2 separate regions of the Homo sapiens genome follow, and region 2 is linked to region 1. A link is a contact called in ENCODE POLR2A ChIA-PET data. All regions are on one chromosome and are shown on one strand. Each heading gives the region's core, a stretch centred on a gene start or an enhancer-like site at or near the end of the contact. The rest is flanking DNA. Distances are from core to core; before and after follow the strand shown.

Region 1 (2,700 bases), core at 118-2,617:
CGGCACAGCACTCACCCTTAGCTCAGGCAGTGCACCTTGGTGGTCTCTCTGACTTATTATACAGAGAATGCTGGGTATGACTTGCCAAACTCATTCACCAGAAACTAACCCACTAGGGTAAAAACCCTTATGTCAGGCTTCAGGCTGTCACTAGCAGCGGCATTTCCTGCCCTGGAAACCTGACTTCCCCCAGCTGCCTGCATGCCTCAGGCAGGCACGGCTCCCTTCTGGGCTGCTGCTCATTGTCTGCATGTTGGAGATATTCAGAATGCCCTGTTACACCTTGTACTGTGGGTCCACTCCATGTGGGATCTTGATGCTGCTCTATAATCCCTCACCCTTAGTTTTAAAACCCAAGCAGTTCTGAAGAACAGTTGTTCTGGTAAGTTTGGGCAGCTCGTTCAGTGGCAAAACCTGACCTGAACTACTAAGAAGCTGCTGATGGTCTTGATTACTCTCCAGTGGCATGTCTGGAGGTTTTGCTGCAGAAATGGCCGTGTATGTGCTTGTGATTACTAGGTACTGCCTTGGACCTGCTGGGGGTGTCCTATGATAGAGCATGTACACAAAATCATGTGGGTTTTTTTGTATTGTTTTGTTTTGGTTTTTTTTTGAGACAGAATCTCACTGTGTTACCCAGGCTGGAGTGTGATGGCACAATCATGACTCACTGCAGCCTTACCTGGGCTCAAGCAATCCTCCCACCTCAGCCCCCCAAAGTAGCTGGGACTACAGGCATGCACCACCATACCTGGCTAGCTTTTTGTTGTTGTTGTTATTTTTTTCTAGAGATAGGGACTCACTATGTTGTCCAGGCTGGTCTTGAACTCCTGAGCTCAAGTGATCCTCCCACCTCAGCCTCCCACAGTGGTGGGATTATAGGTGTGAGCCACCACACCCGGCCATCTACCAAATCACCTTACTAAAATCCAAAAAATTCCCAATCCCCAAATACACGCAGCCCCCAGGGCTTCTTCGGGGATTGTGAACCTGTGTTACCATTTCACCAGCTCCAGACATCATTACCCATGAGTACTCGCTGACGAAGATAATGCTTTTAGAAACAACTTGTTTACTTAGCACTGTGGATTCACCTGCAGTTGTAAGAAGTAATGCAGAAATCCCAGTTTTCCCTAAAGGTATATCTGGCATAACTACATAAATATCACAGTCAGAATACTGACCTTGATACAATCCAACTGCCACTTTAAAAAAAAAGTTCAGTGTGAAGTTCTGACCCGGTGGGCCTTCAGGAGCTGAGTCCCTTCTGGTCTGGACTGAATGACCTTCCTCAGGAGCAGGAGCCCAGCAGGGCATCTTCACTGTCCCAGCTAGACCTTGCGTGTCGCAGCAGCTACAGTAGCAGCAGGCCTTGGGATGAGCACTTGCCTGCTGCTGCCTGGCATTAAGTTCTCACGACAATCCTCCAGGGGGTGCTGGCACCACCCCTACTTTCTAGAAACTGAGGGAGGCTTGAGATGTGAGGCCGCCTGTCCTGGCAGGCCTGGATTCAGACCCAGGAGGCCTAGTCCCAGAGCCCAGGCTCATAACCACTGCCCCACGCTGCCTCCCTGGAGGGCATGCAGTGTGCCCCAGGGACGAGAGGCCCAGGCAGGGAGGGGAGGTGGTGGAAGGGGAGCCCATCCCAGCGTGCATAGCGGAAATCAGGAGCCTGGGCTTTGGCGCAGTTTCGCCTGGGAGAGAAGGGAATCCTGGCTTCCTGGGTGGGTGACTTCACCTCCCCGGGCCTTGGTTTTCTTGTCTGTCAGATGAGGATTGTGAAAACACTGCCATGTAGAGGTGCATGGAGGATAAATGAGCAAGTGAATTGCTTACACAATATTAGGCACATAGTAAGTGCTCTAGAAGTGAGCTGTGTATTATTATTGTTGCCGCTGCCACTGTTGGTATTCCCACTCCCTTTCTCCTCCCTGCGCTGTCATTGTTTGCCTTCATCTGCCTTCCCAGCCCGCCCACCCCTGGAGAACAGGAGACTGGCGGGGAGGAAATGCTCAGTCACTCATTCATTTCTTTGGAGAAAGGGGGGAAGGGAAATTCATTGACTGCTGCACGCACAGCTATGGCTGAGCCTCAGCCCTGCCCTCACAGGGCCACCTTCCAGCGGGGTGGACAGACCGGTTCCGAACCAGCAGGGCTCACGGCTGGAACAAGGGAGCCCAGGGGCCTTTGGGAGCCCAGAGGGGGTGCCTGACCCAGCCTCTGGGGCTTCCTAGAGGAGGGATCAGTGGGGCTGAGACCTGGAGGAGGAGCTGGAGGTGCAAATGAGGTGCTCTGGGCAGAGGCAGCCTGCATAAAGGCCTGGAGCCAGCATGCCGGGGACATGAGTGGTCTGGCTGGGAGGTATAGAGGGGTGGGAGGAGCCGCATGGGCCAGGCCACATGCTGGTTTGGATGCCAGCCGGGTGTGGGCACATAACCACTCCTCATTGGGAAGGATGCCAGGGGCTGCCTGGCACTGTCTTCCTCCCCTGCCTTACACCCACCCACAGCCCAGGTGGAGCTGCCTGGCAGGGTGCCCTAGGCCTGCCCAGACAGGGAGGAGGCCGTGGCCTGCTGGGCCTGGGCTCTTCTCACCCCGCTTGGCGCACACACCTGTTTCCAGCATGGATGAGCCTCACCCCCTGCTTCTGTCACACCAACCTGCAGGGGTCAGTGGGTGTCTCTGTGGAGGTTTCTGAGT
Region 2 (2,700 bases), core at 91-2,590, 75 kb after region 1:
TAAAGCAAGGTGTATAACACTGTAAAAAAAAATAAAGAGAGAGAGAAAAATTCCTTTTTTTTTTTTCCTTTTCGAGACAGGGTCTCACTCTGTCACCCAGGCTGGAGTGCAGTGGTGCAATCATGGCTCACTGCAGCCTCCCAGGCTCCAGCGATCCTCCTGCCTCAGCCTCCCAAGTAGCTGGAATTACAGGCACCCGCCACCACGCCCGGTTAATTTTTGTATTTTTAGTAGAGACAGGTTTTCACCATATTAGCCAGGCTGGATCTCGAACTCCTGGCCTCAAGTGATCCACCCGCCTCGGCCTCCCAAAGTGCTGGGATTACAGGCGTCAGCCACCGTGCCTGGCCACAGGACTGGCTTTCAATATGAAGCACAGAAACGTCCTCCAAGGGGCAGGAGAGAAGGACAAGGGCACACACGTCCAGCAAATGCAGATTTCCTGGTAAGAAGCTGAAGAAACAAATTTTATTATTTAACAAAAATGTAGATGATGCTTACTATATGCCTGACCCTGTTCCAAGCACTTTGCAAATACTTCATTTGCATGAAAAGCCTTTGAGGTAGCTACTGTTATATTCTGTCATCCTCATCTTACAAATGAGGAAGCAGGCACAGAGGGCAATCACCTTCCCCAAAGTCACACAGCTGGTAAGAAGCAGGGCTGCTTAAAGGTGGGCAATCGGGCAGCAGAATTCACACTCTTAAACAGTACTCCATAATACTTCTCTGTGCTTGACCTCCTGGGGCTCAAGCAATCCTCCTGGGCTCAAGCGATCCTCCTGCCCCAGCCTCCCAAGCAGCTGGGATCACAGGCTTGCACTACCATGCCTGGCTAATTTTTTTGTATTTTTAGTAGAGATGGGCTTTCACCATGTTGTCCAGGCTGGTCTCAAACTCCTGGCCTCCAGAGATCCTCCAGCCTCAGCCTCCCGAAGTGCTGGGATTACAGGCGTAAGCCACAGTACCCAGTCCTCTGTGCTCTGTTCTTGATAAATGACATTTTATTGTACAGATGTGTTTTATTTTTAGATGGAAGATCAGTGGGTGAAGATTCAGGCTGGTTCAGGGCACTGGGAGTCTTGAGGAGAGAGGAGACTCAGAAGCTGCCGTCTTGGAGAAAAAAACTTACTAGAAAAACAGGAGGACTCCATGTTTGAGGTTTGTGGTGCTGGGTTTTCAGTGAAATCCCAGAGGCTGGCTGAGATTTTTCCTGCTTCGTGGGAGGAAATGGCTTTCGCATGGGAGGGGGAAAGATAAGTATGGCCCAGTTCACAGTCTGTCTGCAAATCCCCAGGCACTCTGGTTCCCCGGTTCTCTCGGGGTCCTGGAATCTGGTGCTGGGTGGCCTGTCTGCCCTTCCAACTGGCCACCTGGTCCCTGTGAGCTGAACTCCAGGAACCCAGCATGGCCAGGCCAGGCTGCAGGGGAGGGAAGGGCCTGGAAGCCTGTTCCCAGGCCATGGCCAAAGGAAACGAGTTACCTTCCAGGAACTGGAGCCCAGAGGCAGGGGTGAGGAGCTGGGGAGCTGGGGGCCTGGAGGGAAAGCAGTGCCCAGAACTTGCAGGGCCTCTGAAGCTGGGCTGGAGTTTGGCTCTGGGCACGAGAGCCAACAGGGCCTGTCATGGGCACAGTCTCCACCCCATGATTTGAGGGCTGAATAATGGTCCTCAAATACAACCACCTCCTAAGTCCTGGAACCTGTAAATAGGTGACTTCATGTAGCAAAAGGGACTTGGAAGATGATCCTGAATTATCTGGGTGGGACCAATGTCATTACAAAGGTCTTTATAAAGAAGGCCAAGCTCAGTGGCTCACACCTATAATGCCAACATTTTGGGAGGCCAAGGCAGGAGGATGGCTTGAGCTCAGGAGTTCAAGACCAGCCTGGGCAACATAGTGAAACCCCATCTCTACTAAAAATACAAAAATTAGCCAGGTGTGGTGGCAAGTGCCTACAGTACCAGCTACTCAGGAGGCTGAGGCAGGAGAATCGCCTGAACCCGGGAGGCGGAGATTGCAGTATGCCAAGATTGCCCTGGGCGACAGAGCAAGACTCTGTCTAAATAAATAAATAAATAAATAAATAAATAAATAAAATTTAAAAAGAAAAGAGGGAGACGAGAGGGTCAGAATCGGAAAAGGGAACGTGCCAATGGAAGCAGGGTTTGGAGTCATGCAAGAAACGGCCCCAAGCCAAGGAATGCAGGTGGCCCCTGTACTCTGGGAAAGGTGAGGACACGTACTCTTCCCTGGAGCCTCCAAAGGAACACGGCCCTGCTCATCCATTCAGACTTGTAACCTTCCGAACTGGCAGCCAATAAATTTTGTGTTGCCTTAAGTTAATCCATTTATGGTAATTTGTTACAGTGACAGAAGCTTGAGACAGCAAGTTTCTTTTTTTCTTTTTTTTTTTTTTTTGAGACAGAGTCTTGCTCTGTCACCAGGCTGGAGTGCAGTGGGGTGATGTCGGCTCACTGGAACCTCTGCCTCCTGGGTTCAAGCGATTCTCCTGCCTCAGCCTCCCAAGTAGCTGGGACTACAGGCACCCACCACCATGCCCGGCTAATTTTTTATATTTTAGTAGAGATGGGGTTTCACCATGTTGGTCAGGCTGGTCTCAAACTCCTGATCTCAGGTGATCCGCCCACCTCAGCCTCTCAAAGTGCTGGGATTACAGGCACGAGCCACCAAGCCCGG

Evidence for each region. ChIA-PET counts read pairs that join two places held with the same protein, here RNA polymerase II (POLR2A).
Region 2: POLR2A ChIA-PET joins it to region 1 with 10 read pairs in activated CD4-positive, alpha-beta T cell. The contact joins two enhancer-like sites. POLR2A ChIA-PET finds 5 or more read pairs at or near these places in 2 of 52 experiments (H1 and activated CD4-positive, alpha-beta T cell).

The regions. Positions count from the first base shown.
Region 1 is chr19:46,371,609-46,374,308 of GRCh38, forward strand. All of the region lies in intron 2 of PPP5C (protein phosphatase 5 catalytic subunit), which reads left to right. Among named protein-coding and RNA genes, the nearest start is that of PPP5C, 26 kb to the left of the region's middle. Within about 2 kb of position 1,368, at least 17 of the 41 ENCODE cell types and tissues checked have a DNase peak (open chromatin) inside an H3K27ac peak, as active enhancers do.
Region 2 is chr19:46,446,598-46,449,297 of GRCh38, forward strand. No RefSeq gene overlaps it. Among named protein-coding and RNA genes, the nearest start is that of PNMA8C, 19 kb to the left of the region's middle. Within about 2 kb of position 1,341, at least 5 of the 41 ENCODE cell types and tissues checked have a DNase peak (open chromatin) inside an H3K27ac peak, as active enhancers do.